7 separate regions of the Mus musculus genome follow, and regions 2, 3, 4, 5, 6 and 7 are each linked to region 1. A link is a loop called in an ENCODE intact Hi-C map of the cell type or tissue named here. Cell type or tissue: heart. All regions are shown on one strand. Region 1 has its middle 4.8 kb from the start of Ebf3. Region 2 overlaps Gm6249 (predicted gene 6249). Region 3 holds the start of Gm36675 (a long non-coding RNA gene). Region 4 holds the start of Mgmt (O-6-methylguanine-DNA methyltransferase). Region 5 has its middle 17 kb from the start of 6330420H09Rik. Region 6 overlaps Mgmt (O-6-methylguanine-DNA methyltransferase). Region 7 overlaps Mgmt (O-6-methylguanine-DNA methyltransferase).

The links. Hi-C counts contacts between places; a loop is a spot of excess contacts. Peaks named below come from ENCODE experiments on the same cell type or tissue, not always from the same donor. Only the 100,000 strongest peaks of a DNase experiment are listed, where the experiment ranks them.
Region 2: a loop joins it to region 1, with 3 times the contacts of the local background. A loop is called at or near these places in 4 of 42 quality-filtered maps.
Region 3: a loop joins it to region 1, with 7 times the contacts of the local background. A loop is called at or near these places in 8 of 42 quality-filtered maps.
Region 4: a loop joins it to region 1, with 2.5 times the contacts of the local background. A loop is called at or near these places in 5 of 42 quality-filtered maps.
Region 5: it touches region 1 in a loop (9-fold over the local background); 16 of 42 quality-filtered maps call a loop at or near these places.
Region 6: a loop joins it to region 1, with 2.6 times the contacts of the local background. A loop is called at or near these places in 7 of 42 quality-filtered maps.
Region 7: a loop joins it to region 1, with 2.8 times the contacts of the local background. A loop is called at or near these places in 6 of 42 quality-filtered maps.

The regions. Positions count from the first base shown.
Region 1 is chr7:137,317,292-137,321,291 of GRCm38, forward strand. It overlaps a transcript of Ebf3 not described here. Among named protein-coding and RNA genes, the nearest start is that of Ebf3, 4.8 kb to the left of the region's middle. In heart, a CTCF peak has its summit at 1,775; DNase peaks (open chromatin) are centred at 550 and 1,910; H3K4me3 peaks cover 2,565 bases; H3K27me3 peaks cover 3,736 bases.
Region 2 is chr7:136,687,570-136,691,569 of GRCm38, forward strand. All of the region lies in intron 4 of Gm6249 (predicted gene 6249), which reads right to left. Among named protein-coding and RNA genes, the nearest start is that of Gm29978, 9.1 kb to the left of the region's middle. In heart, no CTCF peak of the experiment used is centred here; a DNase peak (open chromatin) is centred at 2,212; H3K4me3 peaks cover 864 bases; H3K27me3 peaks cover 616 bases.
Region 3 is chr7:136,151,006-136,155,005 of GRCm38, forward strand. Gm36675 (a long non-coding RNA gene) reads left to right here and starts at 2,153. Exons shown (of 3, transcript XR_378573.2): 1 at 2,153-2,338; 2 at 2,591-2,694. In heart, CTCF peaks have their summits at 1,696 and 1,895; a DNase peak (open chromatin) is centred at 1,586.
Region 4 is chr7:136,892,130-136,896,129 of GRCm38, forward strand. Mgmt (O-6-methylguanine-DNA methyltransferase) reads left to right here and starts at 2,457. Exons shown (of 5, transcript NM_008598.3): 1 at 2,457-2,558. In heart, no CTCF peak of the experiment used is centred here; a DNase peak (open chromatin) is centred at 2,322; H3K4me3 peaks cover 1,295 bases; H3K27ac peaks cover 2,205 bases.
Region 5 is chr7:135,835,042-135,839,041 of GRCm38, forward strand. No RefSeq gene overlaps it. Among named protein-coding and RNA genes, the nearest start is that of 6330420H09Rik, 17 kb to the right of the region's middle. In heart, a CTCF peak has its summit at 2,173 (motif pointing right); a DNase peak (open chromatin) is centred at 2,210; H3K27ac peaks cover 873 bases; H3K27me3 peaks cover 2,394 bases.
Region 6 is chr7:137,072,502-137,076,501 of GRCm38, forward strand. All of the region lies in intron 2 of Mgmt (O-6-methylguanine-DNA methyltransferase), which reads left to right. Among named protein-coding and RNA genes, the nearest start is that of Gm39108, 22 kb to the right of the region's middle. In heart, no CTCF peak of the experiment used is centred here; a DNase peak (open chromatin) is centred at 1,560; H3K27me3 peaks cover 1,367 bases.
Region 7 is chr7:137,084,332-137,088,331 of GRCm38, forward strand. It overlaps Mgmt (O-6-methylguanine-DNA methyltransferase), which reads left to right. Exons shown (of 5, transcript NM_008598.3): 3 at 1,618-1,778. Among named protein-coding and RNA genes, the nearest start is that of Gm39108, 11 kb to the right of the region's middle. In heart, no CTCF peak of the experiment used is centred here; DNase peaks (open chromatin) are centred at 1,900 and 3,000.

The DNA of each region.
Region 1 (4,000 bases):
AGGGACCTGGTTGGGAAGGACTCGACCTTTACGGTGGGCCCTGCGGTCCGCGACTGCGGCGGCGATCACTCCGGGCCCCGCGCCCAACGCGATTTGCACGGGTGGCCCTAGAGCTACCGCCGCCGCCGCCTCCTTGGAGGGTGGGAAGTATTCCTTTTGTGCGGATTTACGGGGAGAGGCTTCAATGAGCCCCCTCACATTTGCATTTAAATAGCAGCATCAAGCGCTTCGCGTGCCACACACCAGTGGGCTCCCAGATGTCAAGCCGGAGTCAGTCAGATGGCCAGTGCCCAGCTGTCCTCCCTATGTCGTGCCGGAGCAGGCAGTGACCTTAAAGAGACAGCGCTCACCGCTCCTGGAGCCCGACTCTGGGTCCCTCATGAGAGTCAACTCTTCAGCCTCTGTTTGTGGGCATCACCTAAAATCTGGAGGACGGTCCAAGCTCCCAGGACCTGCCTCCAGACTCACAGGGCACTATGTGTCCTGGCCGCAGCAGCACGCCATTAGGTTCTCCTCCCTGCCCACTCCCGGATCAGTATGCGCCAGGAAGACACTTCCCCACCCTCCTCCATTCCCTGCCCCCAACTCGGTGTGGAGCAGGGCCTGGAAGGGGGGGAGGGGTGACCTGGTTCTGGCTTCTGATCTACCCCCTTGAATTTTTCACTAAATTGTATCGCAGGGTACTAGGGATACAGGGCACCAGGTGCCACAGAGGCAGCACCTATCCGATGTCCGGGGTACCCTATATGTGTTCTTTCTTGCTCGACAGCCAACGCCGCAACCATCCTTCCAAAAGTAATAAACTTCATTTCCTGCGTTGAGAAGCCCTAGCCAGAAATTCCTGGAAGCAGCCGTGGGAGTATCAGAGGTACACAGGCTCCGGTGAGAGCTGCGCCTTCTAGGGGCACAGGGCTCCAGGCCCAGGTTACCTAGTTACGTCACTGGAGCCTTCGGTATTTTGAAGGGGTGAGGAGCAATGAGGCAAAGTCCCGCGATTTTGTGTCCACACCTCCAGAGCTTAGTTTCAGAAGCTGCCGGCCCTCCTCTCTTCGGTGCCCCGGGGTCGCTGGGCCTTGAGCCTTTCTCCAACCTCCAGGATCATCGCAGGCAGGGGTTTGCAAGGAACTTCGAAAGGGAGAGCAGGGCTGGTTCTATGCCTTGGGGTTGGAGGCCCGAAAAGCTGGGAGAGGAGCACTAAGATTTCTCGCACTATGAATGGGTGGAATTGCCTGACCGATTCAGTCCCTGGCCGAGGCCAGGGTTCTACCTGATGGCATAGGGTCACTTCAGTCAGTAAGCGGAAGAAATGTAAGGGCTCCGCACATGGGCAATTGCAACCTGTTTACCTGAGCAGCAAAGGAAGCTGGCCCAGGTTCGGTTCCTTTCTGGGACCAGAGAATATGCTTTCACCTCTCTCCAAGAGAAAATGTAAGCCAAATGGACCTTTGGCAACAGGAGCCAAGGCCAAGTTGGGCATCCCTGTGCCCTTGAAGATAAATAACTGAGCACCTAGTACCTGACACATGCGACGCAACAACCCGCACCTCTCCCCTGCCTTAAAGGGCAGGAAGCTCGGTGGGGTTCAAGAGAAAAACGTGAAAACTCAAGGGTCGTAGGTTCTGGTTTTCTGTGCCGCCTCCTCCCACAATATTTATTTTGCACAGTTAAGGTTCCTGAATCCCGACCCCGGGTACAGAAGAATTTTCTGAGTGAAAAACGTGTAGGCGCCTCCTGCGGAGGCGACCAAGTTTGACAAACAGCGCCTCCTGGGGTGGGGAGAGCGGAGTGCGCCGCAGCAGAAAGGAGAGCTAGAGCGCTCACCCGCCTCAGGACTGGTGGCCCCTTCCGCTCCTACTGGATCCCAGCATCTGGTTCCTGACTCTTGGACAGCCAACGCACCTAGGCCTTGCTGAACTGATAACCTCAAGGGCATGTAGAAAGCACCACTCGCCGCCGTCTAGTCCTAATTGCTGCCCACGTGCGCCTGCTTTCTGGAGCCACCCGGAACAGAATACGGGACACCTAGCCCGCGCTGCGAGCTCCACGCAAACTCCCTAGCTGGAGAGAAAGGTGCCAGCCAAGTGATCCCGCGGAAGCAGCAGACACGACCAGGAACTCGCTCAACTGTATCTCTGGGAAGCCCCAAGACTTCAAATGGAGCCCAAAAGAGCCTGTTGTGTGCCTGGGTTCCAACAGCGTGCAAAATTAGAAGGCAAACAGTTAATTATTGTCTCTCTGCCCTTACTTTTCCCTATCTCCTTCGGTCACTTTGGCTGACCCTACAGTTCGGAGTGAGTCCTGAGGACTCTTCAGACACACCGGGAATCCCAACTCAAACACGCGGAAGCTTGGGTTTCTCCCATCCCACCTTACAACCTTAAAGGTCGCCTCTCCGAGGGGGGGGGCACTTTGGAGGAGCAACGGAGCTCTGAAAGACAGCTGGTGTGTGGCGGGGTCTCTCAGACCCGAAAAGGAGCAGCGGTTTAGCAACAAGCTGGGATTTCCCTAGCTGCGTTCAGCGGTGCTCTAAAGGCGGTCCTGTTGGATGCCCCAGAACCAGCGCCTGGGACACGGAGTCCACACTGCCTGCCCGCGCCAATTTACAAAGCAAACTTTCCCTAGAGAAGTTTTTGGATCGAACAGCGCACAAAGTGCGCCAATCAACACTTAAACAGAACCAAACAGTACAAACACGGATCGATCAGATAATTTCAGATATTATAATTGGCTTTAATTAAACACACTGCGTTCTAATTAACTCTGAAATTTTAGCATGCTTTGGGACACTGGTGTCTGATTTGATATTGTCAGTCCAGATGTCCTAATAAAATTCAATCCTCCACTCAAGACTTCAATACTCTCTAAGAACAAAATGCAAATTAAATGTAAAACCTAAAGTATCGCCAAAGGTATAATCAAGAAAGGTGTCTCAAAACTTCTCACTTTTTATTACGCAGTAGTTTAAAAATGCAGATTACATCTTAACAAGACTCCTCCAGCAAGCCATAAATCTTAACTCTTTCCTGGACGCTGATGGGTGCCATGTTCTAGCCCTCGAAAGTTTGCCAGTAGAATTCCGTATTGAAACGCCAGTTAAAGGAGTTGGGAACGGGATGAGGGTGGACCCAGAAGGGTGGCCTTTGACAGCCATTGAGGGCATGCTCTCTTCCCCTTACTTTTCTCACTCCTTGCCCCATGCATGTTAACCCAGACGCTACACTGCCATCCCTGTGCGCAGATGGGTGAAGTGGGGTTTGAGTTAACCAGACCTACTCAGATGCTGGAACTGCGATGATGCCTAAGCTGAGAGGAAAAAGAAAGCTCACTGCCCCTGGGCAGATATGGTCAACTCTTCCACCTGGCAAGAACAAACCCTTTAGCTCACGGTCAGGGGGCTTCTACGGAGGAGTATTGGGTGGCGGGCAGCAACAGGATTGCTCCTCCAGGGAAGCCAGATGTGGGCCGTGAGACCGGGTATGCCTGTGGCGACACGCTCTGCAGCGACTACATTCTTTATCAACTCCGAGGGTCTGCTAAATTTTACGGACTAGAATGAGTCCTCCTAAAAGAAAGCTATTCCCACATTAAACGTGTGTATGTTTTCCATACTAATGGAGTCACTTAAAGCTGTTGCTAATTTAACTTTTTAAAAAGGCCACACTGATGTAATTTGCATTTTCTTTAGGATATTGAAATAAAGAGAAAACTGCTGGGCGGCGAGGCTGCCCAGGGCATAGCTAGGGGCCATGCAGAAATAAAAACAGATAAAGAAAAGAAGAAAGAAAGAAACCGACTTCTCTTCTAGACTATTAATAAGCAATTTGTCCCGCTGAAATTTACATTGCAAAGAGTAGAGCAGCGGCAGCCGCAGCGGCGGGGCCAGCACAGGCCCGGGCAGGGAACTCCACAGCACTGGTGGGGGCAGCCTTTGGGCGTCCGGCTCGCCCTCCCCAGCGGTCTAAGCGCTTTTGAAGTTGGTGTTCTTGCCACCGATCCGAAG
Region 2 (4,000 bases), 630 kb before region 1:
CACAAACAGCAGCAAGAATCCAGGTGAGACTCTCAGGTGTAAACTTAGCCAGGAGGAAGCCAGGAAGAGGCTCAGTCAAGATGGCTGGGAGGAAATAAACAAATAGAACACAGTGTGGACACTGAACACTTAAAGGTTTTCCCAAATTAATGCGTTAGAAAAAAAATCACAATTCCTTCAGAACTTTCAAGCATCATTCTAAAACAGCCGTATACAAGGATTCTATTCAAGACATATGGCAAATTGGAACTATTTTGAGCCATTTGAGCTACTATATACAATGAGGTTAAATTCATGAGACAATACAAAATTCAATTTTTGTAGCATGATAATAACTTAAAAATCATTTTCTTGGGGACAAAAAGGCAGTAAGATTCTGACATAGGAATAATTAAGTAAATATACAGAAAATAATAGAACCCAGAAATAATAAAACAGGGATTTCCATGTTGCATAGAACCATTCCAAGCAGTGAAGGGGAAAGAGGCCATAGGGTGTCAGGGCAGCCAGCCAGCACTGAGTCACTGCCTCTGCTTCACACCAGAATTAACTTCACTTGGGCCAAACACTTGGGCTTTTGAAATGGAATTATAATGGTTCCTAAAGAACCATGAGTTTCTTAAACTGGAAATGCCTAAAATGGTTATAATTGTCCCCTTTTCTCCTTCAAAAGCTAAACAGATAAAACAAGGAAGCAACTGATGATGCCAGCTAACATAACATGTGGAAAACTCTGTGAGGGTGGGCCAAGTTCTAGACCCTACACAAGTCAAGGCGCAAAGATCTGGAGGTCTCCTAAAGGCACTGATGGCAGGTTAAGGGGATGTTTTAGAGGCTGTGGGGGTGGGGTGTCTGACACGTGTTTGTCCATGGGTTTGGCAGACCCAAAGGTAAAATGCCTAAGGAGATGAACGAGCTGTCAAGAGAGGTAATTCAATAAAGATGCAGAAGTACTACAAGAGCATGAATGCAAATGGCGGGGCAAAACCAGCCACTGGTAACTATCGTCCCTGGCCAAAGCTGTGGGACATCTGGTCCTGCAAAGAGACCCTTGGACTGTTCCAGCGACCACATAGGGTCAGCTGCGAACACTGCTTTAAATTTTCTACCACAAGACTTAGTTTTTCACAAGTACTTCCTTACTATACAAACATGCTCTTCCCCTTCTTTTCCCTCCCTCCCTCATTCCCTCCCTTCCCCCCACCCCTCCCTGTCTCTCTCTGGTTCACACACACAGCTTACTCTAGCACTCACACTTCACAGTGTCATCCTCTCAACAGCCAACAGCCACATGACAGATGTTTCTTTGGTGACAATGCCGCAGATGCAGAAACCAAAAAGGAAGGAGAGTCCCGTGGCAACTGAGCAAGCCGAACACACTGCTTGCCCTAAAACCCAAGTTCCTAAGTACTAGCTTTCAAACCTCTTCACTTTTTATTGTGTGTGTATGATGTAGGGGTGGAGTACACTGTGCCGCAGCACAATACAGGACAATTGGTGACATTGATTCTCTTCCTCCACCTTTATGTGGGTTCTTGGGCTCTGACTTGGCTCATCACGCTTGTGTGGCTTTGTCTGCTGAGCTCTCTTGCCAGACCTGGAGCTGCTTTTTCTTACCTGCCTATTTTTATAAGAATGGGAACTGAAAATAACTCAATATCACTATATTCACGTTAAGTATATCAGTCTTGAGTGCTAAAAAACGTTATTTACCGATGGGTGGAGTTCACAGGGAGACATGAAAACTAACTAAATAAATAGATAAAAAGCAACAATCTAAGAAATGTTAGTCAAAAAGGAAGAGCAGGGGCTAGTGTGGTATGTATGTGACGTTTCCTCTCTCGTGCAAGACTGCAGCGGGAGGCAGCAGCCAGCACTGGACACCTCTAGGGACCAGAGCTTTGCCCCTGGTAATCAGATGGATGGGGACTCGCGGGAGAGGCGGTAACTTTTTATCTAACATGTTGTTCTGTGTTCTTTGCTTCTTTTCTAATGAGAAGTTCTGATTTAAAAAAAAAAAAGCTAATTTTGAAATAAAGAATAAACATTTCCTGGATACTTCCTCAGGATATGAGTCTGTTCCAAGAGGTACACACCCAGATCAGAAGGGTTGGCCTCAGCCAGACAATACGATTTCTAGAAAGAAAGGAAAAAGGTGACTTCAAGATGGTCTGTTTCCTCATAAACAAGGCGCAGGCTGCCTGCACCTCTTCTGTGAATTGCTGCTGGCTTTTCCCCCCTTGGCTATTATACAGAGAAAGACTTAGGAAATCCTGCCCCGCCAAGGCTACAGTGCAGAGAGCCATCCTATTTTTATAGGACTTCTATCTGATGGCTCACGTTCAGCACAAACACACCCCATCGTTCAGGAGACAGGCGACCCCCCCCATTTCTGTACACAGCAGAAGTGTTCCCTGTTTCCTGCTTTCGTGGCCCCCATCACTGGGAAAAAGTTCTGAGTCCAGTGTCATCTACTAACCTCCTCTCTATGGGGACCTCTTGAAGCTGAAAAGGAAAGGGGGACAAAAAAATGCCAAGAGCTGCTGGAGCGGGGGCGGGGGCAGGGGTGGGGGCTGTGTCCACATACTACACCACCGCAAAGCTTTAGAGATTTTGAAAAGAATGATGTTAGAAATTCTACAACCAGGAAGGGCAGATAGTGGACTCCTAGCTCCCAAAACAACCACAGTGGAGGATTTTTTTTTTTTAAAGAAATTAGCATTTCATCGCACTGGGCTAGCGAGAGCACTACTTTAACATGCTGATAAATACCAACTGCCTAGTCATTTGCCTGTTTGCGAGTTTTCTATGACAGATAATTAACGAACAAAACCCACTTCAGTTAGGGAAGATCTACAGCTCTTATCAGAGGACTGGAGGTGTGTTCTTCTTAACCGCACACAGGCGTGGAGATTACATTTCAAGGACAGATTTATTCTGGGCTATTGTCCCGTTATCCACCAGAGGCTTGTGTGATGCAGGAAATCTGATCGGAATAAAGCACGGGGGCATATTTCAGAAAACCAATAATTGAGCTAACATTGAGCTCCTCGAGGTGCCCAAAGAAAACCCGGTGCCTCCCCCTCCCCCTCCCCTTCCCGCTCCCCCTCCCTCTCCTCCTTATCCTGCACTCTCTTAATCATGGCCCTGTTACCTGCAGCCGGGGTGCCCATCAGGGGCACAAGTGGGCAGAAGTCTTTGAGATTTATGGTAATTTGAAACCCAAAGCACTTCATGGGACCCCAAATCAAAACAATATTTTATATATAAGCCCCAGCAAGATTCCAAAGCTTGCCTCTCCTAACCCTGGGCTAGATCCAGCAGGCTGTGTTTTTGTCTTTTTTTTTTTTTTTTTTTTTTATTCCGTTAGAAGGCAGTTAAGTCAAACAATAGAAAACTGAATAAAACTCACTATATTTAAATTCTGTTTACTTCTTTAACCTTTGATTTCCCTCCATAAGAGGCACCTTTTCCAAGAACAAGCCCCAAATAGAGTCATTGCCTAATGACTAACGGCCGGTCCCCAAATCCTTGTGGAATAAACAGAATCTGTAACAAGATTCCTTTAACCATTTTTATTCTGTTCGTATTTGCACTGATTTTATAAGGGACGGACGAGCTGGCTCTCTCCCATCATCACAAACCCTGCATCCTGGGATGAAAGACCATTTAGGGCCCAAGTCTTAAACAAACTCCCCACTCAGCAGTATAATGAATGCTATGTATTGTTTCTTTTTATTGTGGCTGGCTTTATCGGTTCGATCAAGAAGCTGGGTGTTTGGTCCTCATTTTTAAGCAGAGGAGGGATCTGCTTCCCAATGTGAAACATGGCATCAAACAAGATTGCACGGGAGCCAGGGAAGTGAGTGCATGGGGCCTTGATGCTCATAGTCCCTTTTATCATGAAATGGTCGCACACCAGCTCCTCTCCGGAGACTGCCTGGAAGTATTTTCTTTACAGCCATGGGCCTCTGTCTAAGAGGCTGAGAAACAAATATGT
Region 3 (4,000 bases), 1.2 Mb before region 1:
CAGACGGCCTAGCCTACGTGGTAAACTCTTCATCCCAGAGAGTTACTCTGTCTCAAAAAGCAAGTAGAGGACTCCTGAGGAATGACATCCAAAGTTGACTCCAAAAGCAGGCATACCTGCATACACATGTATGTGCACACACACACACACACACACACACACACACACACACACACACCTCACACGTGCACCCACAGTAAAAGTATTGACTCCTAGTGTTAAGCAACCTACATGTCAGTACCCTTTGGGAACACTGCCTCTGACTTAGTAATGCTGGGTCTGGAGATGAAGATGTCCAAGGGGCTAAATGGACAAAACCGAAATATGCCCCATGCCTTATGTCCACACAAGAACTCTGAGGCCTCAGGTGTTATTGTCCAAATGGGCTGTCACAGGCAGAGATCACCTATGTAAAGACAACTCAATGAGCCCCTGGGCACTGGTCTAAGGGCCTTGTTAACTGAAAACCTCAAGCTTTGACTCCCAGTACTTTCCAAGGATCAGGCATGCTCCCTAAGACCTGAATGTGCTGAGAGATTCTGGAGTGACAGCCTGGTAGCCCCAGGCCAGTGGTCTCTGTCATGATTAGTGTGTGGCCCTGGCTTGTGTCGAACTAAGCCTACACAGGACTCCACATGTAGCAGTGAGTTACATGGAAACTATCCTTCACCCTGGCTCATCCGGAGAGGAATGCAACCCTAATTTCTTAAGCTGAGTAGCCCATGTGTTTATGTATTTAACACCTCAAAACAGCAGGGAATAATTAGTGGTTTGAAAACACGTTAACAAAACTAAGAGCTTTTTCAACCTTCAGACTCATAATATATGTAACTGCACAGCAAGAAACCTGAAGAGGGAACAATGCCCTTTTGTGAGAGAGTTCCCCCTTCCCCCACCTTCTTACCCCTGGGATGACCATAGCTTAGTGGCCTGTCTCACTCATGCCTCCTGGGCAGGCTGATATTTAGACCTACGTGTGTTCAGGAGGATCAGAGGAGAGATGCTGGTTTTGACTAATTGCAACTGGGCTGGGTCCCCAAAATACATGATTTTACTGAATTTCGTGTGATACCCTGGCAAACCTATCTTCTTATTTGGAACCAAATATTTAAACAAATATTGCTATAGGCATTAAAATAGGCAGAAGCAAGATCAGGGGCATCTTTGGGGTATGTGTGGTGGGAGATACAAGTAAGATGTTGAATTCTGGATCCCAGCCAGGCAGTTCATCTCTTTTACACATTTATTGATCTCGAGTTTTTCCTCGAAGGTCAGCCAGGGCTTGGTGACAACTGATTTTCACACATTTCATGTGCTTTCCCACCCCGTGTCTTTGAGTCAGGAGGAATTAACTATTACCCTATTGAAACATGTTCTTTTGCTGGTGGATTTATGGAAGTAGGAATAAAAACCTCTGAATAATCTTCAGCTCTCTGCAAAAAATAAAAATATAAAAAAGGAAAGAAAGAAAAAGGCCGGGGGAGCTCTTTTAGCAAGGCTGTGGAAGCATTGTGGCCTGAGGGACTGGGGGAGGGAGGGAGGTCCTGTCTGCATTATTCATCTCCCTTGGGGAGAAAGGGTGCTGGATGCCAGGAGGAAACTGGTCTGTTTTTAAAGAAGTCAAAGGAAACATTGGATGGGCTTGATGAATCAGCAGAGTTCCTCTGTTTACTTTGCAGTAACCACGAAACGCCTGTAGGGGGAGTTTTCTTATTGCTGTTTCCAGAAACAGGCTACAGAAAACTCTTTGTGGATTTCTCCCCTTTCCTAACCGTTTGATTCAGTTCTTACTATGGTATTGAGGTGAGATAGATTTGCACCAAAGCACTTTTCTTACCTCCCGCTGCTTCTCAAGGCTGGCTGTGGCACAGAGAAGGTAGATAAGAGAGACACTAGTGGGTAGCAAGCTTTGCGGAGCGGAGGGGGAAGCTTGTGGAAGAACGGGGAATACTTTTTTTTTTAAATAGAAACTTCTTTTTATTTATTTATTTATTTATTTATTTATTTATTTATTATATGGAAGTACACTGTAGCTGTCTTCAGACACTCCAGAAGAGGGAGTCAGATCTCGTTTACGGATGGTTGTGAGCCACCATGTGGTTGCTGGGATTTGAACTCTGGACCTTCAGAAGAGCAGTCGGGTGCTCTTACCCACTGAGCCATCTCACCAGCCCCCGGGGAATACTTTTTAAAAACGTCTTGCATACCAGCAAGGCCTGGACTGGAGTGATGGGGCAAGGCTGAGGATGCGGATGAAGATGCAGATTCAAGATGGTTGTGAGAGCAAAACTGCTTAAAACCTTAGGGGCAGTCCCGCCCTACCCCCACGGATGCCTCTGTAAGTCCAGCTGCAAGAACCAAGAAAGACAGAGGGCAAGAAACTTGGCAAAGTCCTTGTGTGTGTGTGTGTGTGTGTGTGTGTGTGTGTGTGTGTGTGTGTGTGTGTGTGTTGAGGCTCTAGTCCCTTACTGAGAATGACCAGAAAGTAGAAGAGGGATGGAGAGAAGGGGTGGGTCCAGACTCTTGAGCTAGACACCTGTTCTTATTAATGAATCATACCCTGTGGTCTCATGGGCATCTGGGCTACCAGAGCTAGGGAACCCTTTCTACAGTACAGTACCGAGGAACAGAGAAGATGGCCCCACGAGTGAGCTCAAGTAGGAAGAACAAAGAGGAAAGGATGCGTGATGTTTGGTAAGTGGCTAAGAGGAAGTGGGAGAGGCCTAGGGTCTCAGATCTCCACTTGCATGGGATTACCAGGGACCACTGCCTGAGAGCAGCAGGAGAGTCCCTGGTCCTCCCAGGAGGTCTGTACAGCTGGTTCAACAGCCTGACCAAAGGCATGCTTGTCCTACTGGAAGCCTGGGACTACTTGCAGCCTGTCCCAGTGTGCTGAGTTCCAAGTAGACAACTTTAGTCCCTCCCTCTTGGTTGTGACTTAAGTCTTAGTTGCAATCCTAGAATCTGGGCAGGGCAGGTAACTTGGCATGTCAGAAGTGGCAAGTATGCATGCAGACCAGGAGAGGGGTGTTGAACACCCCCAGGGTAGGAGCCTAACAGAAAAGATGGCTTGGGGGAATATTTAATGACACCTGTCAATATTTTTAAAATGTGATATTTATTCCAAAGAACTTATTTTTATGGAGCTCTTTAGCAAAGGAAATTTAAAACAATGTTCACTATTGGAAAGGGTTGTTAGGAAGAGACAAATTAAAACACAAAAGCTAAAAGATTGATAGGGGACTGTTTAAAATAAAATATACCATACACATAAAACAGAACACGAGCAGCCTTTAGGGAAAGAGTGAGACCAGCCTCCCCAGGACAATCTGGGATGATCCCATAGGCTTTTATTAAGGGAAATCAAGCTGAAAGGAACATGTTTAATTTTATTTGTGGAAAAGTAAAGGATTTGCTTGTAGCTATAAAAATCGTCTGCAGATCATGGTGGCTTCTGGGAAATAAAACAAGGTAGGGAGTGGGAACAGGTCATGTTTGTTCACTGTGGTTTGGGGTCTTCATAATTTTTTTTTAAAAAAACCAACTGCCTATATTGACTTTGTAACTAAAAATGAGTTCCGTGATATTGTGGGGTTTGTCCTCAAGCCTAAGATTTCTTGGAATGCAGGCATTTCTCTTTCAGAAATCCATATCCCCCTAAGTTCACCCATGCGGCATGAAAGGGAAGCCTGGGGTAACGGGCTAGCCTGGAGCCAGCCCCAAGTTCTCCATCAGACACCTCACCTCCTTCATTGTCAATCAGCAGGCACAGCATCGCCTCTCTGTTTTTGAAGCTGAGAAAACACAGGAGCAAGCAAACCTGGGCAGACAGACGCAGGCAAGCACTGGCAGGCACTGGCAAGCATGGGCAAGCAGGTCGTCAGATGCTGTCCTCCAAGTGCTTGCCCCTGCCTCACCTTGGCTGTCCTTTCTCGATCTTTTCAGCAGCTGCCCATTGGGTTTTCCAGGAAGCCACCCACAGATTTTTTCCTCATAGCTG
Region 4 (4,000 bases), 430 kb before region 1:
TTGATTGTGGCTCTCTGTATCTTGTTTCCATCAGGTGATGAAGCCTCTCTGATGATGGGTGTGCTGGATTCCTATCTATAAGTGTAGCAGAATATCATTAGGGATCATTCCATTGATATCTTCTCTCTCTCTCTCTCTCTCTCTCTCTCTCTCTCTCTCTCTCTCTCTCTCTCTCTCTCTCTCCTTTCCCTTTCCCTTCCCTTTCCTTTTCTTCTTCTCCTTCTATTTCCAGACTTGTCTGGCTCTTTCCTGGGTTTCTGATTCCTGGCCCTCCAGGCAATGACAGGGGTAAGCTCACTCTCATGGCACTTTACACATTTATCTCTCTCTCTCTGTCTCTTTCTGACTGTCTCTGTCTCTGTCTCTCTCTCCTCTACCTTTGCTTACGGTAGTCAGGAAAAATTTTGTAGGTTGAAAGTTTTGTATCTGGGTTGGTAGTCTTGCCTTAGCCAGTGTTTTTAACTTCTGAGCCATCTCTCCAGTTCTGCCACCCAGATAGTTTAACAAGCTACGATTCTGATATTAATTGCATCGGCTCCAGAGTGTACTTGTTTGGGGTCTCAACAGGAACTCTGATTTAATCTTGGTCTTTCTCATTTTCAGTTCCATTAGGATCCCAGTTCTAATTGGGCCTTGGTAGCATCATGCTATATGGGGCCTGGCAAATAGTATCCTTACTCAATAGTCTGTTGCTATCCCAGGAGCCTGTGCAATATGCACGTATGGTCTACAAGTGCACAGCACAGATTCTTATGAAATTACTGTACGAGTGATAAACCGGAGGACCCAAGATAACCAAGAAGCAAGAGCAGGACCCAGGGTAAACTTTCATGTCTCTTGTCCCTGGGCAAGAATACCCCTCTCTGTCTGAGCACAGCGCTGGGGAGGTGGACTAGTTACTCACTTCATTACTATAACCAAATACCTGAAAGAAATCAAGGGCTGGAGAGGGGCGCTCTCGTTCAGAGAAAGGCTGAGCATCATTGAAGGGACAGCATGACAGCAGAATTAGCTGCTCAGGATGCAGAGAGAGTTGTGCTGGTGCTCTCTTTATCTTCTCCTTTGTTCCCTTCTCATTCAGTTTGGGATCTCAGTTCTTAGAGATGACACCACCCATATTGGGGGAGGGGAGCTCCAATGCCCAGAGGTGTGTCTCTGAGGTAATTACAAATCCAAGCAAGTTGTTGAGCGTAGACGACACAGAAGGACTCTGAGACTTGATTTGATCATCCCATGTATCTAGGAGTCTCGTTTATCTTCTATCAGCAGTTATTCTTAGCATGTCTGGAGGAGGTGACAGTGGAGGTGAGGAGGGGCGGCTTCAAAGGGTGAATGGTGGCCTCTGTGAGTCACTGGGGCTCCTCATACAACAAACCTTTGAGCAACGCTTCTAAAGGTGGTAGGTAAAATGTTGGCTCCTCCAGGTCACTGAACCAGGGTACTAGTAAGGACCAAATCCAGGCAGGAGAGCTGCACACTGGGAAGATGAAGGTCTCAACAAACAAAACCACAGCATGGTTCTTAGCATATGTGCACCTGGGATGGGACCCTGAAGTTAACAACACGTCTCTCTGAAGCTTTAGGACGATAACATTCCCTAAGGATTTTATGTCAATCAAGTCAGATACCATGGGGCGCCAATCAAGTACCACAAAGTGGGTGGCTTGAAAGAATGAAAATTTGTTTATAGTCCAGGAGGCTGGTAGTTCTCACCTCCTGCACAGCATCTGGTACACAGGTGTATCTGGCTTCTAGTTTTCTGTTCACAGGGACAGCAGTAATATCAGATTAGGACTCTCCTAACTAGTGACATCATCTTCAAGTGTCACCTCCGTGTTTTTCCAAATAAGGCCATTATGAGGTACAGAGGGAGAATTCCAACAAGGCTTTCTTGGTGGACAACATTTAAATCCTGTCATCTCACACCAGATGCTGGATACTCACACTAGCTGAACCACTACTGAGCCATTCCAATTCCAAGTGCCAAGAAGATCCTGAAAGAAAGCCCTGGCCCAGCTGGGCAGTGACTGGATTCCTAGTGGGCTTAACTCTTCCACCACCCTTTGGGTGCGCGCTGTTGGCAAATAGTGACTATGTCTCAGCGGGTAAACTGGGACTTGGGGTGGTGAGGTCGAGGTGAGAAGGTGCAGCTCAGCTCCGGTGGGATGATGCGGCCTGATGTCTAGGATGGGCAAAGAACCAGTTTCAGGTCTGGAAGAAGAGGCCTGCTCTAGGAACACGCACCCAGGGAGGAAGCACAGAGCGGCACCCTTGCGTCACACACTGGGCGTGCTTACACTCCCCGCCCCTTTTCCGGCAGCTCCCAGAGCCACGCCCCGCGTACCAGGCCCGCTTTACACCCTCGGACTACAAGCCCACAGCTCAGTAATCAACTGCACCCTGACTCCGCCCCCGCCCACCAGGCCCTGCCCCGTGCTAGGCCCCGCCCCCACCCCGTGCACGCGCCTGCGGCCCGTATTTCTCAGTGCCAGATCTTGGTGCTCAGGCACCTAAAACTTGTGTACCGTTCCCCGTTGCTGTCTGCAGTTTGCAAGCTGGTGAGTTTTGGGGCACTGTGTGGGGCCCTCTCTGGAGAGAGCCGAAGTCCAGGGAGACAGTCGTGGCTCTGAGTTGTCCTAAGGACTCCTTCCTTTCTCTAGGACCTCAGCCCCTTCTGTACAGGCTGCCCTACTTCCCTTGGCCCCGGGGTTCGTGGGCAAGTCTGCCTGGTGACTGGGCATGTCTCCTGCCACACCTCCAGATGCCCAACACTTCTCAAGTCTCTGCTGGATCCATGCAGGTCCCCTGGCCATACTCTTTCCCTTCACTGGTGACCAGGGGGTGGGGATCCCGCTTCACCTTTCTTTCAGGAAGCTTCCAGAAGCTCCTCAGCTTGTAGCTCAGATCTGCTTGTAGTAGGCCCATACTTCTCATAGCTCCTTCTTTCTTGAGAGTAGGAGAAAATAACCAGGCCCCGGGGTCCTGCAACATCATGGCTGGTGCTAGGCACACCTGGTTAAAACCTCAGAGAGTAAACAAACAGTACATTCGCTCCGCGCCCAGTGGGTCTAGGTTTTTGTTCTGTACATTTTATTCTGAGCTGCCTCATCCAGACCCTGATTGTGAGTTCAGAGAAGTAAGGTTTGAGTGTACGTGTGCGTGCACACGTTTGGCTGGACCCTCCTCAGACACAGACAGGAGCTTGTGGAAAGGGTATTCTACAACCTGCAGAGTCTCTGTAGACAGACCTGCTCTTCATTTCACTTCCCTGACAGGTGATCCCAGATGATTTTAACTTCATGTGTCTCTCAGTATCTGCAGCACTTGTCGTAGGGTGCTGGGTGTGGGGGATGTGAGAAGCCTGGCCTGTGGTCAGTGTCCTGTAAGCTTAGGCATGTCATCTGAGCATTTGACAGGACCTAGAGCCTGAGAGTGGCTGGACAGAATGGTCTGCACAAATGCCCTGCCTGAGGCTCCACCCACTCTGGGCCACTCTGGGTATTGACATAGTTTGGTACTGTCTGAGGTCTAGAGGAGCCAGGCCACAAGGATCTATGGGAGTAATTTTTTTTTCAATTAGAGGGAAAAATCTGTCATAATAAGAGTTTGACTAATATGTGGTATGTCTTTGAAGAAGTTTCTGCTGTTACCATGGTTTAAGAAGCAGAGTCTCAGGTGTTGTGGTAAGGTGGCTGTGTCTTGTACAGCAACTTCTTTCTGTGGAGAGCAAAAGGCACCGATCTTTGGGTCCTGTTCTAGATCAGTGGGCCCCATCTGAGCCTGTCTCTACTCCCTCACTGGGCCTGCCAGTGTGCGGAGTGTCCTTGGCTTAGTTTTCTATGGCTTCCTCAGAACACCATGACTAAGGAGTCTTGGGGAGGGGAGGGCTTATTTGGTTTACATATCCTGATAACGGTTCCCCATGACGGGAAGGCAGGGCCGGAAGTCAAGAAGGGAAGGAACCTGGAGGCAGGGACTGAAGCAAAGACTATGGAGGAAT
Region 5 (4,000 bases), 1.5 Mb before region 1:
AGTTTCTAGTTGTGTGTGTTCCGATGATAACTCAGACCAGGAAGAGAATCTGATTCCTTTTGGATCTTATGCATTTTGGGGCAATAAGAAACAGATCCCATTAGCAAATATGTAAAGGCCTCCCTTAAGAGTTAGACTCGGGCAAATTTAGAACAAATGAGATGTAATTTTTCTATCTTACAGGCTTGCCTGTTTTACCTAATATTATCATAATGAATTGGCTTCAGCAACTGAAGGTGGGGAAAGAGAGGCGTGCCTGGTAAGGAGGGGGCGAGTGCAGCAGAGGCCTGATCTCCCCTGCTGCCCTGACCTTGTGCCCTTTCCTGACCTCAGTCTGAACGCCTGGGGAAGTCACCTCATCCCCACAGAGCAACCCTGCCTAGCAAAGACAAGCTGTGAGGAGAGAGAACCATGTGGACCCCCACCATAGACCATGGCTCATGGCACCTTTGCCCCCTCTTCCTGCCTCTGTCTCCCCATTGCCAGCAGCACTTCTTTTAGTGGTCAATTGAAATTTTATGGCTACGTTATTTAAAAAACACCATAGAAGAGCTGAATGAGGGAAGGATGATGGAAAGGCTGCTTGTCTTTTACCATAATTACTCTTGATAGCAATTTGAACTAATTTGCATTAAAACACCCATTTAGCCAAGCTGCTGAAGATGGGGACTTAGTGTGTGTAGTTTGTAAGACCTCAAGACGCCTCCCGATCTGTGTTGAGTTTAAACTACAGAGCCCTGCAAGACACTGCTCCATACCTTTTTCTGCCAGGCCAAAGCTTGCCCTCAGTAACCCTAGTGGCATGCTGGGTTGCATGGCAAAGGGCACACCTTCCTCATAGCTGCACTGTGCAAGCCTGGAGAGTCAGAGACAGAGAGGGTGGCTTAAAGACCCAGGTTCCTTCCCTTCTTGGGGTGATCTTCATGTCCCTTCTCTTCACTCCCCTGAGGCTGTTTATCTTCAAAGCACAAAAGATACCAACAAAACACTTGCAGCTTTGCCCTCTCTAGATCTTCTATTCATATGTGTGTGTGTAAGTGTGTACTTCTCTTACACAGTGATGGGCTTTGAGGTGTGACACTGCCACACAACTCCTTGGCTAGTAGCTATGCCCTGTCACTTAGGCCAGGCTGTGCGAGTTGGGAAGGGCTGGCTCTGTGTTTATGAAGATGGTACAGCTGTCTCCCTGTCTGTCTGTGTTTTCTGTGTGTATGTCTGCATTTGGTTTCTCAATGCTGCCCCTGGATTTTATTTCAGAAAGAGAAAACAGAAGAAGATTTAAGCCTGATGAAGTACTGAGGACCATTTGGACCCTCTGCTGTCTTCTTTACTTTGTTCTTTGCTGCAAATATCTTCTGTTTCTGCCCCCACCCCCACCCCCGCCATATTTGAAGATGTTTGAATCTAAAAATCAAGAGGAAATGAGTTAAAACTCAAAGCAGGCATTTCTGCGAGTCTGGCAGTGAAGTCAGGGGGAAGGATATCCAGTGGGTGGAAGACCTAACTTTGAATTCTGTAAACACTGCCCCCACCCTAGTCTCTCCCTATGAAGAACCTGATACCCATGGGGACAGTACACTTAGGGACAGTGGCTTTTTCCTTTATTTGTGTCAGTTTCCCAAATGTGCACATCCTCTGAATCCATAGAACATGCACACGTGCTCCTGAACAGACAGAATAATTTCTGAAATTAGATGCTACAGCTGCAATTAGCCAAAGGCAAGTACAGTAGCTCCCCCCTCTCTTCTTGTCTTCTACAGTCCTTCCCATCTCTCTTCCCTCGCCCCCTTCTTCTCCTCTCACGCCTTTGCCCTTTCGCCTTTTTTACATCTCTCTCTTCCTTTCTCATAAATAAGTACCTTTTGGATTTTTAGGCCCTGCCTCTCACAGTCCCCTCCTGCCCACCTACCTGCAGGCTGCACAGAACACAGCATCAAAGGGTCAGGACCACCAACAAGGTGTCACGGAGAAGGTGACTCAGGATGCAGGGCAGGTGCCAGACTGCTCAAATAAGCATCACCCCCCCAACAGGTTCTCGGGACTGAGACCCTTCTGGTAGCTGGGGATCCTACAGAGGTCAAGAAGCCCCGGGTTAGAGGAAGAAAAGGGGAGAAAGGCAGCGGGCAGATAGCTCCTGCTGCATCCCACTGGGAACCGGGTGCGTTGACAACTCTCAAGCACAAGATGGCACCCTTAAGCTTTCAAAGGAGTCAGGCTCCTCAGGAAACATGACACTACCCTGGCCAGCTGCCTCCTTCTAGGGAGACTGGAGAGGTCCCTTTCCAGTACCCACCAGGCCAGGGGTCTGCTTCACTCTTCTTAAGGCTATGCAGCTGCACAGAGGCCCACCAAGCAGAACCCCTCCTGCCAACCCAGGTAGTTTCTCGTGTGGGCTTTGCAAGTCTGTTATGGCTGGACTCCCAGGCTTTGTTTCCCAAGTTGGAATAAAGGAACTGCACCGGGAAGGGGGCTTTGAGAAACAGAATACCATGCTGGCAGAGGCCCCTGTTGTCCAGGACATGCCACCAGGCTGATGGATGGCTCTATCATTATTTACCAAATTGTGGCCCAGAGCCACACTGGCAAAGGCTTATCAAGGTGGGGGTCTCTGGGCATGTAGAAAGTCCCCTGGGTCTTCTCCCACCGGGCTGACACCCTGAGCACACAAGAGCTCTTCTGTGGGAGAGAAGCTGTTTTTCTGGATCCCATGTTTCCCTTGACTGTGATTAGCTACCTGTCTGCCTGTGAGTCCCAGAGGACAGGGACCTGCCAGGGCCAGATGCCCATCATTGATGGGCAAGCGCTGGCTTACTGCACAGGCAAGGGAGTCAGATTGGCCCTGGAGATCAGCTCTGGGACTTGGGAAGTGGAAAGAAAGGGTTGAAAGTGTTCTGTAGGAGCCAGGCCAGGAAGTGTGGTGGGAGTAGATGTGAACGTGTGCTGTGAAGATGAAGTGGCTTGGGCAGGTGCTCATGCCGGCCAACTGAAGACAGTAACAGACCCAATGCTGCCTCTGTGAGAGGACCGCAGGGATGGACTTATGCCTCCCATGGAGGGGAGCACTCTCACAGAACACTAGAACCCATAGGTCACAGCAGGGTTGAAGCCTTTTTGTTTGTTTCTCTGTGCACACACAGATATGAGCATGTTAACCCATGTGTGTATATATTGTGTGTATATATATATCCGAAAAGCATCACCAGCAGCTCTCTATCGGGGAACAATGTGGATTTAGAACTCCATAGAGCTGGGTTCTCATTTGGTTGTACCACTTCTATGCAGGTGACTCTTAATGGTCACTTGGCCTCTGTGACCTTATTGGTCAATGGGATGAAAGTGGCCCCTCCATTTACAGTAGACCAGAAAGCTGTTAGGTGGGACTTTGCAATTGCTGGGTATCCCTGTGAACCTTGTTGTTTTCCAGCTCATACCTCCTGGTCACCTTGTCACCCTGATATGGAATCCCATCTCCAGTCTCCTCCCATCAGCAGCTGTTTTAGAGAATATCGGTATGCATTGCTGGACTCCAAACCCACGTGGGCCACCTTATATGCTCTGTCCATGAGTGCAGGAGTCGGAGATGTGATGGAGGGCAGGATTGCTGCTCTTTCTTCTGTGCCTGTGGGGAACCCCGACTCACTTTCCAGCCCTTGCTTTACCTTTTCCATTTCTTGTGTGCTGCATACCTGTGTGGGCAGGTTTTTCGTGTGTGGGGGCATACCTGTGTAGCTGCACACATATGCACATATATGTGGAAGTAAGGCTGGTGTTGGGAGCCATCCTCTATTGATCTTCTACCTTAATCACTGAAGCAGGGTCTCTCAAACCTAGAGCCCGTTAAGATGGCTCGTTTTAGCCAGCTTAGTCTGGGGAATCTACGGTCCCTACCTTTTGAGGCAAGAATTACAGGAGGCACACCACACTCATCCAGCATTTACGTGTGTCTGGACACCCAAATGTTGGTCCTTACACTTGCCGAGCAAGTGCTTAGTCACAGAGT
Region 6 (4,000 bases), 240 kb before region 1:
CTTGAGAATCCTGTGTAAGGATGAATGGGAACCAGAGTACGAGGTGCTAGGAATCCAGTGGCAGCTGCTGTACTGGCCGAAGAGAGTCTGGTGCAGGCTATCGGAGGGGCTGAGGGAGATGAGGAAAGGCAAAAGTCTTGGCATTTTCTGAAGGAAACCATGAAGTAACTTCTGTGCGGATGGAGGCAGCCAGGGCAGCTTTGGCCTGTGCAAGTGCTAAGGGGGGCTCTGCAGCTGACTTCAAAGCCTGTGGCCACTCCTTATCACCAGCCCTTCAGTATGGGAGGAAAGCAGCATCCAGTACTTACTCCAGGGGGGACACAGCTCCGTGATAAAGCTTAGTAGGTCAGGGAGTGAGCCTCCTAAGGACTGTGCACAAGACTGAACTATTTAAAACACAGAGGATTTACATCTGTGAAAGGGTTTCCCAGAAGATGGTCATGAATGTTTATATTTTATACCCACAGCCCTGAGCCAGCATTAACCAACTGCTGCTCAAGAATACAATAGGCAGAAATGCAGTCAATCCCTCATGACCATACTCTTGGGGTAGAGTCTATATTTCCAGAGATCTAAGCACTAGGGCTTGTACAAGCTGGGAGTCTGCTGCAGGTAAAATCTTAAACATCTAACCAGTATAAACAACAAATGGTGTGTCTGTGGCAATGGTTTGCAGTTGGAAGATCTTTTCACATAAGAATTCCTTGTTCTAGGGCAAGGGATGTAGCTCAGTACAGGGCTTGTCTCCATGTACAAAGTCTTGGCTTCCAGCCCCACATCACGTACACCTCGGAGTGGTAGTGTGTGCTTGTAATCCCAGCATTCAGGAGGCTGAGGCAAGACGTTCGGGTGTTCAAGATTATGTCCATCTATATAGTTCTTGAGGCCTGCCTGGAATGTATGAGACCCTATTTGAGAGAGGAATGGAGGGAGGGAGAGAGGGAGAGAGGGAGGGACAGAGGGACAGAGGGACAGAGGGAGGAAAAGACTGAAAAGTTGGATTGACCGCAAGAACAGGCAGGCATCCGTAAGAAGATGCATATGCTGGCGCGGAGGACCAAGGTACAGGGAAGCTAGAACACTGTACCAGAGTTCCTTTGGAGCCTGGCCTCAGCAGGATGGTCCCTCCTTTTCTATTCATCTCTGGTACCAGTGGCAAAGTCCTAATGCCAATCTAAGAACTCAGAAAGGCTACTCTAGGCTCCAGGGCTTGCGTGAAGGGGGCTTTCCTTAGCTTGCTGTCAGAACAGCTATAAATAAGTGTCTGGCTGTTTTGGCTAGAAAGCCTTGTGACCTCCCCCCTCCCCCGGGATACCCTGGAACTAGCTCAGGCTCATGGTCCACAGACCTGACCAGGCTGCTTGAGGTGTGACAGCATCCCAGAGGGCCACACTGACTTTTGAAAATGAGGAGACGGCATATAAAATAGGACTTTGCAAGCAGCATGGGGCAGGAACTGTGAAAGCGCCTACCCGGTTCAGCTGCTCTGCAGCGGGGTGTGCTCTGCAGCCAGCTCCCACCCCTTCACTCCTGCTTTGGAACATAAGCAGGCTATTCCCTCAGTGGAGTTGCTATTGGAAGGGCCAAGGGTGTAGCTGAACTGAACTTGAGTCCCTGGAAGGAAGACAGGTCCTGGGAGAGTGGCCAGCGCCAAGACCAAAGAGAGGGTGGGCATGCAGCTGAGCCCTGTTGGAAGTGTGATCTCATCCCAGGTTGAAGTCCTGACTTTTCCTTCCAGTGACAATACTTCTTGAAAAGGCACAAATGTTTTCTGCTTCTTGTAATCCACTTCTTGCAAATATCAGTGCTCTGGAAGAAAGATTTATTTTAATAATGTGAGTTTTAGGGTTTTTTTTTCCTCTGTGATTAATGTTGTTTTATTACTCTATATTCTTTGCCAGAAAGTGCATTTTAAGAGTTTCAATTCAAAATTAAATATGACCTCAGTGTTTTAAAATACAATTACATTAACTGTCCATTTAATAGTTGCTTAAGATTGTTTGGCCACTAATGCATACTCAGTATGCTTGTGTGATATTAAATACAGTATTTTTGACTCCACTGAGCAGCTAACATGACTAGCTAACATATCCCAGCTGCAGCTGTTTGCGGGAGATACGAGGGCTTTCTCAGAAGTGAGCAACGGAGTGTTGTCCAGTGGAAAAGTGTGCCCTTATGTATCACACGCTGGGCTTCTCTGTGAAAACGCCACGGTGTTTGATAATAGGGAACTATCTATTATTTATTTAGAACTGTACAAACCAATTTACAAGTCAGGTAATTTGGTGGCAGGATTATTTATTAATGAGTCCAGTACATGAGTTAATGGGGCTAAACCCTTCGGAGGTCAATCCTCATCTAACGCCTCTTGGAAAATAAAAGAGGTCTCGTCTTCAGCATATTAGTTACTATTTTAAATTTTAAGTCAGATGCTCCACTATTAGAATGAACATTTTTTTCTCTGAGCAGCATGACGGCAGAGAGTCAGCCTCTCAGCTACATGGTACTCCAGTCCATAGACTGAACTGGGGTGATGTGCTTTAGCCGTGGTAACATCAAATGCATTCCTCTGTGTTGTGGGCTCAGGAGAAGAAGCCTGTTCCTTAACAAAGGTGACAGGTGCCTCTACCTGCTTGGGAGAGAAAGAGATGCCACAAAGAGACCTGGCTTCCTGGCCCTCCTGCCTTCTGGGGCTAGAGTGGGTCCTGTCACCGTGTTCAGGTGCTTTGCCTCTAGGGATCTCCACCCATTTTCCCTACATCCCACACTCCCATAAGGAGTGGGATGATGTGCCGTTGTGTGCCAACAGTGGGCTGCTACTTCATGGTCCTAACATTCTCCTCTGACCTAGAGAAGTTGATACCTTCAGAGCAAGGCTGCTGTGTGCCGTAGGCAGTGGCATGGTTATCCCCAGTAGGATTTCTTCAGTCTTCCTCTGGTAATGATTCAGTGGATTCCTTTTGCCAAATTGAGAATCATGATGAAAAACTGAGGATGTGGCAACATGGCCTCCCCTGTGACCTTTGTACCCAATGGGATTCAACACTTTCTGTACTAACAGGAGGATAAGGCTCAAGGCTTTGCTCATAGCTGTTGACTTTTGGTTTGTTTGTTTGTTTGTTTTCTACATTGGGCAGTCAGTGGGGATGTTCAGACATAAAGGAAATCCCCTTCATCTTATGACTTCAAATCTGTACCATTGCCAGGCTTTAGTTGTAGAGTCCCTTGAAGCAAATGAAATTGGATATAAGGCCTATTCCCAGGCCTTAGCAAACCCCATTATTCTGCAGCCTGCAAGCAAGTCTGAGAAGGCTGAGAGATGTAACTTCTAATGTCTAGGAAATCTCTGGTTATTCTCATTACAGAGTGGCTCTCAAGCAAATTTTTCACTGGAGAAATGGAGTCTGAAAACAAGTGCTTTGGGTGCACGTGGTAGGATAGGTCTCCTTAACAACTTTGCACCTGCATAAGACACTTGTTCATCAGACAAATGTTGTGAGTCAAGTATATGCTAGAAGAAAATCAACAGGGCTGGGTCTGCTCTCCGAAAATAGTCTTGGTGGAGTGTTCATGGCTTGGCTTCTTTATAAAGCCCCGCTCTAATTCGCCATCTTGTTATGCCTTGTAAACAGGGTTATGGTCTAGTCAATCTGGGCCTCACTTCTAGAGTTTCAAAAATTGGGAAGGTGATAGATTTGTGACATTTTGGGAAGAGGCCTATACTGTGACCTTTTCTAGGGAGATGTTAACAAACATCTGTGCTCCTCAGATAAGCCCCCAAGAACAGGCCAGAGAAACAGTTCCAACCAAGTCCAGTTTGGTGAATGAGTGAGTTTATTATAGTACCCCAGAGAGAGCTTGAAAAACTCCCCAGTAACAACATCACCAAAAACTCAACTCCAGGATGGATGACAAGTCGAAAGAGCTGCATCTCTGGAGCTCCCTACCCACCTCATAGGCAGCTCCACTACAGAGTCTCCTCTCTTTCCCAGTGACTGTT
Region 7 (4,000 bases), 230 kb before region 1:
ACATGGGCCTGTTTGCAAGGCTCTGCCAGACATGTGTCACTGCCCTGTGAGAGCCAAATCTGTAGTGCACAAACAGGGGAGAAACTGTACCAGCACCCTGCATCTATCTCCTCATATGTAAGATCCTTACTTAAAGATCTCCCAACTCATGCTTGTGGGACACCCTACCATAGGACCTTCTGACCCTGCTTGCCCGGCTCCTCTTCCTGTGACTTGATTCTTTCTTGTCCTACCTCTGAGGTCTGGCCCTGCTGGTTTTTGCTTTAGTCTTTTATCTAAAACTGACCCACAGGAGCTCTGATGACTGCAGTCTGTGGAGCCCATCTTGCCTCCACCAGCTTTACTCAGGAAGCCTGACCCGAGGTCTCCTGGCCCTCGGCTGCTCCCCAATCACACCTGTGTAGGGCCCCATTCCCAAAGCTGAGTAAAGGCCTTCCCTCCTGCCAAGGTGTCCATGTGTGGAGAGAGACCTATGAACTGGGTGAATGTGCCAACCATCACCATATGTAGGAGCCAAAGGAGACTGGCAAGATTAACCATCCAGGGAGCCTTTGCCCTCTAAGCCATCCTGGCCTCTCCACCGTCCCATGAGCACTCGACACTGGGCTGCCTGAGAAGTCCCAGAGAAGCTGTATTCTCCAGGCCCAGAAAGTCACACGGAAGCACGCTGCAGTCCAGAGCCTGGGAATGAAGAGGAGAGAAATCACCAGAGAAATCGGATCCAGTGTCTATGCCTCTTGGGTGTGGATCCCAAGAAATTGAAGCAAAAACTGATACTGCCATAAAACTCCAGGCTCGGAGCCCAGAACATAGAAATGGCCTTCCTTTACAGCATATGTTTTAGCCTGTGAGCACAACCTGAAGCAGACCCCAGCTGAGCATGAGCAATGGGCTTCAAATCAAGGAACAGAATCTGACCCCATGTCGGAGCCGTAAGAAACCATCCAAAGCTGCTATAAAATATTTCAGTTTTAAATTCCAGGACATTCACCAGAGGACAGGCACTACAGAGAGTGAGCAGGATAGTTTGTTACTGAAGCACCTCCAACTAGACACCCAAGGCAGAAGAGGTGTCAACTCACTAGCCTCAAAGCATAAAACACACAAGGTGACGTCACTTCACATCGGTGCTAGGGAATATGGGTCCATAGGTATACTCATAGGAGCTTCCAAAGATGGAGCCCAAAGCCATGTGAGAAGGGATGCCCCTCTGCTGTGGGGATTCAGGGTGAGAGATAGAACGTGGATAATGCAGTCTAATTGCCTGATGTTTAGAGGAAATGCTAGTGGTGATTATCTGATGATGCTGACTTCCACACTGAAACCAGGGACATGAGATGTTCCCTGTGTCAGTTTGCAGACAGTGTGCATGCAGAAGCTTGGAATGCATGACCTGGGCTCTCCGTGCACTTAATAAACCTGGGCATAGAAAAGCAGACATGGGAACTGCTGTGCCTTCCTGCCCCAACATCCCTCAGTGGCCATTCCTGTTATCTGCAGTTCTCTCTCTGTCTGGCAGAGACACACACTGGGGAGTGGCTGGCAGCCTTCCCCCATTAGCTGCAGTAGGTATGCTTTTCACACATGTGGTCACTAAGCTTCTTATCCTTTTTGCAGCCCCACAGAGGCCCCAGCTACTCCTGAGGTGCTCGGTGGGCCAGAGGGAGTTCCAGAGCCTCTGGTGCAGTGCACAGCCTGGCTGGAAGCCTATTTCCGTGAACCCGCAGCCACAGAGGGGCTTCCCTTGCCTGCTCTCCATCACCCTGTGTTCCAGCAAGGTTGGTAACCACGCTGCCTTTGGGGAGCCTGACTTATTAACTATGGCTGACATCACAGCTCGTTTACTGAGTACACAGGCTTGGAATTTTCACATCGTCTAAACACAGGCGGCGTGCGGCCAAGCTGAAGGCCGTAGGCTAAGAGCTCACGACCCCGCCCATTCCAAGTGGTTATGTTAGTTTTGGCACATGGTCACATAATACTTGGCAAAAGCAGTAAAAATGATGCATGCAGATCAACTCTTGACTCTGGCTTGGCTGAAAGGTTTAAATGGGAACACATCTGAATGGCAGTAAATTCTTCAATAAGCTTATTGTTAACTTAAACTCTCTGCCTGCCAACAGCACAGAAAATGAGCCTTGTATCTGGACAGCTAGCCACTTCTGTGAAGTTACTCAGTAAGAGGGACTTCAGAGGCCACTCCACCACCGCATTTTCCAACTTCTCACAGATACACTCTGAAGGATGAGTTTAAAATGCATTGCTTGCGTAGAGTTTGCTAAGGGCACTTGAAGCCTCCCAGTAACCCAAGAAAACATTGCATTTCCTCCAAAGCTGGTTCGGCACAGAAATTAATTACCACAGCTAAGATCATTCTAGACCTATAGCAGAAATTTATTCTGCGTAGTGACTTTGATAAGAAATCACTTAATATAAATTAGTATGTATTCACATTCAGACATATGCATGGAAATACATATGTCTCCTTAAGGGGAAAAAAAAATCTGTGATTTTTTTTTTAACTAAGGTAAATGTAAAGCAACCTTGAGGTTCCGAGTGATGTTTACGAAGTGTAATTTAGAGGTGTTTGAATTGTGCTGGGTTTTCAGTTCACACTTGAAAACTGGAGTTGATTAAAAAACAAACAAACTCCAAGGTCAAAAGCCCTCTGATGCCAGACCAGAAAGTGAGGGGTAAAACGGGAGATCTACTTTACGCAAACAAACTGAAAGGACAGCTGGGATGCATGGCCAGCCTGTTCTTTCCTGCGTTATCTGGAACTGTCTTCTCAGAAGGCCACTCTCAGCAGGGGTGCCAGGATGTGTTAAGGGGGTCTCTGGGAGAGGTGGGCGGATATCTGCAGGGCTCTGCGTGTCCAGTGACCACACCTTCATCCTCCACCCACTGGGGAAGAGAGCTTGGCCGTGTGCCTGCCTGCCCACACTTCGAGTCTGTCATCTGTGGCTCAGGTGACTGTGTGTCACTCTTGAACACCTCCAGCTGCCCAGCCCAGGGGACATATGTTGCTATGGAGTTCAAGGAAGTGAGAAGTGGAGGGGGACTCTTCCAACCCCACCCACAGTATCCCACTGGGGTTACTGCCTAAATGGTAGGGGCGGGGAGGAAGAGGGAGAGCATGAGCCAGCAAGCCACCCTTCTCTTAGGCCTGCCAAGGACATCCAATAAGGTTCAGGGTCTCCGAATAGAAAACTATCTTACGAAGACAGAGATGTCTGTTAAATCCCATGAGGTAGTAGATGAGGTATGAGCCCGTAAAATCCTAACCTTTGCCTGAGATTGGTTATGTGGCTTCAGGAAAACTGTAGAGGCCAAAATTGTAAGGAAATGACTCACTTTTGGCAAGCCAGGCAGTAGGGTCTGCTGGCCTGGTGCCGCCAGGGTCCAGAGAAAAGCTTGGCCTTACACAGACCAGGCCAGACAGACCTGGAGAAGATGTGATGTGTGTCATGTCATGGTCAGGGTAGAGTGATAACCAAGAGTGGCGTTAGAACAGCCAGGCGTCCCTCAGCAACAATAGACTCAGACTGGATCCCTTCCACCCTCTCTGCTGCTCCTGTGCGTGTCAGTGGGCTTCCAATTGAGGTACCAGACCCAAGGAGTCCCCAGGCTTGTCCCCAGCACTTCAGGAGCACACCAAGCCCACACTGAGGCCACCCTATGCCAGCAGGCCTTTGTGGTGGTTTGGAACCAGGAAGATATATAACCATCAGAATAAGGTGGAGCCATGGGCCGCCCCCGGCTCTGCAGTACAGACGAGCACTTCCAGATAGACAAATATGAGATAGGTAGAATTAGAAAGAACTCGGCTTCTTACACACTCTTCTTCCTGGTGCGTTATGAATTCTAAGACCCAGTCTGTTAGCTCCCAAGGTCACATGGATGAGGCCTGCCTCTGATAGTTAGTGGCTGCTGTGGGAGGGGGCAGGCTTTCCCACGCCCCAGCATGTGCAGGCCAGGTTTTTTCAATTTAGTGTAGTCA